3 separate regions of the Mus musculus genome follow, and all the other regions are linked to region 1. A link is a loop called in an ENCODE intact Hi-C map of the cell type or tissue named here. Cell type or tissue: heart. All regions are shown on one strand.

The links. Hi-C counts contacts between places; a loop is a spot of excess contacts. Peaks named below come from ENCODE experiments on the same cell type or tissue, not always from the same donor. Only the 100,000 strongest peaks of a DNase experiment are listed, where the experiment ranks them.
Region 2: it touches region 1 in a loop (2.0-fold over the local background); 2 of 42 quality-filtered maps call a loop at or near these places.
Region 3: it touches region 1 in a loop (2.1-fold over the local background); 3 of 42 quality-filtered maps call a loop at or near these places.

The regions. Positions count from the first base shown.
Region 1 is chr12:99,339,441-99,341,940 of GRCm38, forward strand. Foxn3 (forkhead box N3) reads right to left here. Exons shown (of 6, transcript NM_183186.2): 3 at 1,982-2,094. It overlaps 3300002A11Rik (RIKEN cDNA 3300002A11 gene), which reads left to right and starts at 1,591. Exons shown (of 3, transcript NR_166805.1): 1 at 1,591-1,785. RefSeq lists an enhancer at 1-1,831. In heart, a CTCF peak has its summit at 1,187 (motif pointing left); a DNase peak (open chromatin) is centred at 1,651; H3K27ac peaks cover 591 bases.
Region 2 is chr12:99,267,006-99,269,505 of GRCm38, forward strand. All of the region lies in intron 4 of Foxn3 (forkhead box N3), which reads right to left. Among named protein-coding and RNA genes, the nearest start is that of Gm46371, 62 kb to the right of the region's middle. In heart, a CTCF peak has its summit at 1,540 (motif pointing left); a DNase peak (open chromatin) is centred at 1,046; H3K27ac peaks cover 394 bases.
Region 3 is chr12:99,214,110-99,216,609 of GRCm38, forward strand. The region is part of intron 4 of Foxn3 (forkhead box N3); the gene reads right to left. Among named protein-coding and RNA genes, the nearest start is that of 4930474N09Rik, 53 kb to the left of the region's middle. In heart, a CTCF peak has its summit at 1,528; a DNase peak (open chromatin) is centred at 192; H3K4me3 peaks cover 129 bases; H3K27ac peaks cover 2,037 bases.

The DNA.
Region 1 (2,500 bases):
TACCTCTGGCCTGTGTGTATTCTACTTGCTACCCCCAGAGTTCTATTATAATCCTTCAAATTATTAAATAATTGCAGTGTTTCCCTGGGGGTCACATTTGGCAACAAGGCACTGGCCTAAATGAACCAATGACACGACCCAGTGAATAACACTTACATTTTTAACTTGCTAGAAGCAAACGGGTGTGACATACTTCTAAGGGAGAAACTAGAGAAACTAGTGGGGTGGGCTTGGAAACTGAATATCGACAGTATTGCAATAATTAGTGCCAGGCTCCCCACCAACCCCATAAAAAAGCAACTCTCTAACCCCAATCCCAGCTTCTATTTCAGGAATGGCTACCATCACAAGAAGAGAGGCAGGCATATGGCTCTCCCCTTCTGGACATTCCTACAATGTAGGCTAGGCTGCTCTGGAAAATCCCATCTCTTCCTCCTACAGCTATATGACCTCGAGTTGTCATTTCAAATAAAGTATGCTTCCACTGATTTTTATGAACACAGACAAAAGCAGCTACAACCTTCCTTCCCCCAGCCCCCCAAAAATACCCTTGCGAACCAACTGTAGTTGCTATGTAGGGTTATTTGTTTCTAAGGCAACAGCTTATGTCTAAGTACTAATGGCCTGTCCTTTTGCCAGGCAACAAACAGCCTTGTGATGCAAGTGCACCTGTCTCAGCTACGCGTTACTATGGAGACACTCCAGTTACTATGGCTACCATCACGCTAATCGCCTAGCAAAGGCAGACATACAGCAGTCTTCTCATAGAGCCCAGCTGCTTCTCCCGTCTCTTGCCGGAGACTGATTGTCTAGGGTCTGTGATGGAACGCACAAGAACTTCATTAATGCCACGTTGGAAGGCTCACTCTGTGTGCCCTCCTGCAGAATAAACATCAGAACAGAAAAATCTGCAAGTGGACTGTAAAATTCCCCAGCCTTCTGACACCGGGCCATTCCCAATTAACATAAATGTCTACTCCACTGGCAGTTTCTCTTAACCAGTTAACAAAGGAAATGCTGCTACATGCCTTCTAGAACTTCTTGGTAGGGGACTGGAAAGATGGTTTAGTGATCTAAGAGCACCGGCTGCTCCTCCAGAGGATCCAGGTTCAATTCCTAGCACTGACACAGTGGCTCAAATCGCCTGTAATTCCAGTTCCAGGGGATGCAATGCCCTCTTCTGGCCTCCACAGTCACCAAGCATTCAAATGCTACACAGACATAAATGAAAGTGAAACAGCTGTACACTTAAATAAAGTAATTTTCAAACTTTCTTAGTGGGCCTGATGACAAGCACCGTGAAGAGCTAAGACTCCATCCACAGGTTGAAATCCGGCTCTTTGTTCTGTAAGGCCCTTTCTTCTAACTTAGCACTGACATGCTTTTTAAACTGTGACAATCTACCTAACACCCCTCCCATTGTATATTTGTAAAAATGCACTCATGACCTCAGTCTCATGACAGCCAGACACGTGAGGAGGGAAAGTGGCCATGGTTCTCAAGACAAACACTTAGTAACCACAACAAACCCATCACTCAGGAGCCTGTCGACATGGAAACCGGATGACAACAACCGAGCCTGCCTTCTTTCCACATCTCTAGAGGCAGGCCATGGGAAGGTGGAATCACCTGTGTGCCTCACCGCTCTTATTCCAACAAAGCGTGACCCGCAGAGATAGAAAAGCTGTCCACTTTCCTCTGTAACCGATTCTACCCAGGAAGACGCTATTTACCTACCAGGAGCCCTTCCGGAGCCACACCCGCTCAGTCGGAGCTACAGAAGCGGTAAGCTTCCCAGGAAATGCATAGCCAATGGATGTGCCTCCTCATCAGACTTAATTCTTTTTCCCATTAGTCTGTAGTTATTTTTAAAACATTCATACGGCCTACTAAATTAGTTTTAGAGACTGTCTCTGCTAAAATAACAAAATTCCAGGAGACTTTAAGAAAACAAAAACCCCCGATAGTGCGAGTCACTTACCTTTGATAAGCCTGAGGAGTAGGAGGTGGGTGGTAAGGTGTCTTTTTCAGAGCCTGAATTAGATTTTGTCTATACTCTGGGTCGATGCACCACAATGACCCTTTCCCAATACTCTGCAAAGAAAAATTAAAATGAAAACATATTAATACAGTACAGAGAATTTTGTGGTAGGCAAATACAGGGCTATATTGTAGTTATTCTCCAAAGTTTCCTGTTCATTTGCTAATGATTTCTCAGGCTGACAACAGGACACCATTAAATGCTCTCTGCTCCTCTTTGCCCCGAGTAGATGAGGTCAGATGAACATGTAGCTACCAGATTATGTTGATGCAATAACATGACTGTCAAATCTGAACTACCCCCAACCCAAAATCCCTTATTTCTCAGTATGAATCTGGAGGAATATTCAGACTCGTCCAGAAGTCTCTAACTTGGCTGACGTTCATGGGCGCTGAGAAGACCTTTCGAAGCTCCATCTCTGCTCTAAAAACCCCAGCTGTTTTAAACCACATTATCTTG
Region 2 (2,500 bases), 72 kb before region 1:
CACAGTTAAGCTGGATGGTTAGCGTCACCAGCTCTGTCCCATTATTCATCCTATCCCTCTTTCTACAGCACTGCTTGGTCACACAAACCTGGCAGGACTCAGAATTCAGCAAGCACACTCCCCACTGAGCATTCTAATCCAGATGTCTGGGTGAAGTGGGGATGAGGGGACATGGACAGGCAGGCTGAGAAGAGCTGGGCACCCGGGTGACACTGCAGTGGCCACTCATGTCTGGCTGCAGCTGCTCCGGAACAAGGCAGGGCCATGCTGCCACGTGCCTCCCGGTTGTTGAAAGAAGCCAGCAATCCAGTATCTGAAATTTCCTGAATTCAAAATCAATACGTCCAATCAACAAAACTCTCCTGTGTTCCAGTGTGCAGGGTGGGCCCATCTCCCCTGGAAACCACCGACTTGTGCTCTCCCCGAAGCCCTCAGGATCCCTGGTTACTTCTGCTTCCGGTACTGGATGGCCCACTTCTGTAATCCCGGCATTGGGGGCAGGTAGAGGTGGCAGGGTAGGAGTAGGGGGATCAGGAGTTCAAGGACAGTGTGAGGCCAAACTGGGCTATGTAAAACTGTTTCAATAAACAACCAACCAAACAACCAAACAAACCCCCAAGCCAAAGCCCAACCTAAAGAATATCAAACGCCAGCATCTGAGTACATAGTCCATCGGGTTCCCTCTCACCTTTTTAGAGCCAGAGTCCCCAAAGCCACCTTTGCTGATCACACCCTGGTGCCCACAATCCGAACACAGCCCTCTGCAGACCAGTTCCCACTAATGAGCACTTAAGAGGCACTTAGCTGAGATGGCAGGAGAGGGAAGTGCTTTATTGACACTCGGGACTGATGGAAAAGCTTTGTCCCCCGCCCCGCCCCCTATGTGGATTTCCAACTCCAGCTCAGATTCTTAGAGGCCAAGTTCCCGAAGGCCAGAGACTGCTCTGCGACACTCACCCCGCTGGCATCCAGATGACTATGTGACTCCACACTCCACATCCTTGAGCTTCTCTCAAGAAGTTCTCACGTCGACACCCTTTCCTCAATAGCCACAGAGGAATCCACGCCACGACATTTTGTGTTCAGTCTCACACATGTGGTGTTTCTCCTGGTGGCTGAGTTTCTGTCTATGCAGATGTAAGCTGGACACAGGAAAACCAAGGCCTTGTGTTCCCAGCTGGCCCGGGCTGCCTTTAACAACGAGTCCTGTTCATCCATTCACTCCACGTTGAACAGAGTAATAGATCCCAAGGATGGTGAAAATTTAAGTAGAAAAGGACTTCTGACAAAAGCCTATTCCCTCAGACAGAGGCGGGCTGGAGTCTTTTCGTGTGTGCCTACACACGTATGGGATGACAGTCTGTGTGTGTGCAGGCCTGAGGTCAATCTTAGGAACTTGCCTCAATTACTCTCTGATGTTTTTTTTTGTTTTTTGGTGGAGGCAGGATCTCTCCCTGAACCTGGAGCTTATTGACGAAACTGCACTGGCTGACCAATGAGCTCCCAGGATCCTCCTGTGTCTCCTCCCCCTAGTGTTCAGATCATAGGCAGACACTGCTGTTCCTGGCTTCTTTAAAATGTGGGATACTGAGTATCCAAACTCGGGACTTCACGCTTGCAACATTTTACCAAATAAGTCATCTTGCCAACCATGTCCCCTCTCCAGGATGGTCTTAAGAAAGGGTCCCACCCAACACTCCCTTCCTGGTATGGCCCATGGTAGGTCCAATCAACTGCATACATCTGATGGTCTGCTAAAGATTAGGGTTCAGGCTAAACGTATAGTCCTTCTTTCTGGACACTTTCTGGACAGAGTTCTCGGTGGAAGATTACAAACAGGATTCTAAGTGAATCGTTAAAATCTGGAGGAGTCCCTTTAGCTCAGAAGTCAGCCATCTTTGATTTTCAAGGCATACGGCAGGCATACTCACCATCTCCTTATTGTCGAGAGTAGGGGCTTTGGGGAGAGCAAAGACAGACTTGACACTATGCAGTAATTACTCTACCCTTTAGAGCAGTCTCAAGTGGTTCATTAAAAGAAAAAACGTCCCAAGACACCTAAGGAAGAAACCAGTTCTTCCGAGTCCCAACGGTCTAGAGGGCATGGTGAGATGGGTGTGACCACCCACAAGGCACGCACGCGAGCAGTACTTAATGAAACTACTTTCTCCAGTGGCCTTCCATGAGCTGGGAGGCAGCCGGTCCTTCCTGCACACTGCACTGCCTCTTTACGGGCACCCGCTGTCATTTTCAATGGGGAAATAGAGCGTTTCTCATGGAACAATTGGCATAAAAGGGGCTCTCACATAATGCCCTTCAATCTCCCACAAACGAAAATCAATTGGCCAGTGAGATTGTGTCATCAGAGATCAAAGGGGTGAGTTAGACCTAAACAGGCAGGTGGACCTGATGGGCAGATGGAGGAACGGGGAAAAGCAAGGGCCGGAATCACAGGCTTCTTAGAATCACAGGCTTCTCTGATGACCTCACGGTCTTGTCG
Region 3 (2,500 bases), 130 kb before region 1:
TGTATTCATTTCAAAGCAACCTGGCAGCAGTAGCAGATGTGTGCCTGAGATTTGAAACTGCCTGGGAACGTTTACGTAAGGTGGCTCACCCTCTGAACCCAGCCCTCCTTCTCAGGGGAGCTGCTGAGTCTGGCCTCCAGTCCCTGCCATTTCTTGGTTTTCCTCACTGGCAGCACACTCCAGACTGAGATGGTGAGCATGCATGTGCCCGCTCACTGGCTGCCAAGAGCCAGCTGTGACACTTAAGTGTGCCTCCATCTCTTCTCCTTTCTGTCCCCACCCGCAAGTGTCAGGAATGAGGTCTCTGGAAACTGGCACAGCCAGTTCACAATGGCTCTGTGGAAAAAGGCATTGAGAGCCGTCTCCTTTTCCACTGAACACTAGGCAGGAATATGAGCCCAGTCGCCTGCCCTTAGCCTAAAATTAGCATCTTTCTTTCCCTTCTGTACTGGCTGGTTTTGTGTGTCAACTTGACACAAGCTAGAGTCATCAGAGAGGAAGGAGCCTCAGTTGAGGAAATGCCTCCATGAGATCCAGCTGTAAGGCATTGTCTTAATTAATGATCAATGGGGGAGGCCCAAGCCCATGGTAGGTGGCGCCATCCTTGGGCTGTTGGTCCTGGAGCTCTATAAGAAAGCAGGCTGAGCAAGCCACATGAAGCAAGCCAGTAAGCAGCACCCCTCTATGGCCCCTGCATCAGCTCCTGCCTCCAGGTTCTAGCCCAGCTTGAGTTTCTACCTGACTTCCTCCAATGATGGACTATGACCTGGACAAATAAACCCCTTCTTCCCAACTTGCTTTTTGTTTGTGGTGTTTCATTACAGCAATGGAAACCCTGACTAAGACCCCTTCTCTCACTATGCACCTCCTGAAAAAAAAAAATCAATACATTCAAAGACCAACACAACCCATCACCTCACGTTCTGAGATGGAGTTAGGAGGCAGCTCAGTCAAATACTAAAGAAAATACACATTTGAAGGCAACTTCTAACTCTGTGTGCTCAGTAGAAGAGGTCTAAGCATCCCTTTCTGGTCGACAGCATTCCCATCTTTTCTCCCAGCAACCCGGGAGAAGAGAACGGTTGCTGGAGCCACTGCACAGGCTTCAGCACCAGACTCCCCAGCACTTACTGGTTTTCTTAAATGTCTCCAAGGCCTTCTCAAATCAGCTAGACTGTGACACTCACACCTGGCCAGGGAGAAGCAGCATGGATCAGTGCATACTCGATGGCCATTGAGCTAGGGATTGCTTGTCCCTGCCCCCCTAGCACCAGAATTACAGGCATGTATTCCCTAACCCCAAACCCCACGTCTGGGACTCAGGTGCTCACACAAGTACTACTGACGGAGCCACTTTCCAGGGTCTAAAGCTCATTTCTGTTCTGAAAGGTCCGAGGCATAAAACAAACATTCCTGCACACTGTGCTGGCCATCAGCACTTCACCTGCCTCGCTCTTTGATATGCATCTCCCTTAGTCTTTGCAAGGTCTAAAATTAACCTCAGCAGGGAGCTTGCAGCTCTGCCATTGGAGGGCAGCCCTGGCTAACACTATGAGAGGCCATAAGTAGAGCAGCAGGCCATTCCTGCCATCATTCCTCCCCTGAAGGCACCCTTTCCACCTGCTTGCTTGGAAGCAGGCTGGGGAAGGGCTGTCACGGCAGGCAGGGCAGGCAGGGCACAACCTGTTTCCTGTGGTCTTTCTTCTGTGGAGCCCTATATAAAGGACATATACCCCGGTTCCAGACAGCATTCCCCACCCCTCTTGGTCCATTCTGCTGTTTTGTTTATTATTGAGAGTTCCGTCTCTGGGAAAATTCCAACCAAGGATTATATAAGCCTTTGGAGATGGCTTATGGTGACCTAGTTTCTCCACAGGGGTTAAAGATGATTCATAAGGATTGTCAAGGGAGCTACTAGGCAGGTGATTCAGGAGATGCGAGCAGCTGAGATCCGTCTACACCACCACGTTTTAGGGAGAGACTGGAGTAGGTGGATAGATTTTGATTTCAGAAGGTAAGATGAGTAGACAGCCATGCTCTTGGCTGTTCTGGAAGTGGCATTTTGCGCGCGATGGCCCTTCTTGCAGAATGTATCCCACACACTGAGTGACACCAGGGGCACGAACTGTTAGAAGCCAAGGCTTTAATTAACTGTGCCTCTCTGCAAATTGCAGTAGACAACTGAAACAAGAGGGGGTGACCCTCGGGACTGCAGTCCGACCCCTGCAGGGGGCACAGGGCTCCTGGGTTCTCACTAGCGTCTCAGGCAGACTCTTTTCTAAAACTCACTGAGCATTAGAGACAGTGTGCTGGCCCTGGCTTAGACTTTCGGATGCCAAACAGGGAAGAAATCTAAGGGGCTGCCACTTGGTGACCTGAAGTGCAGTGGCTACAAAGCACAATGACAAAGCGGGGTGGGGGGAGCCCTTTCTAGCAACCAAGCTAGCCTGTTAATTGCCAGGACTGAACAGTGCCAGGAGAGGAGGTGGGTAGCTTGCCA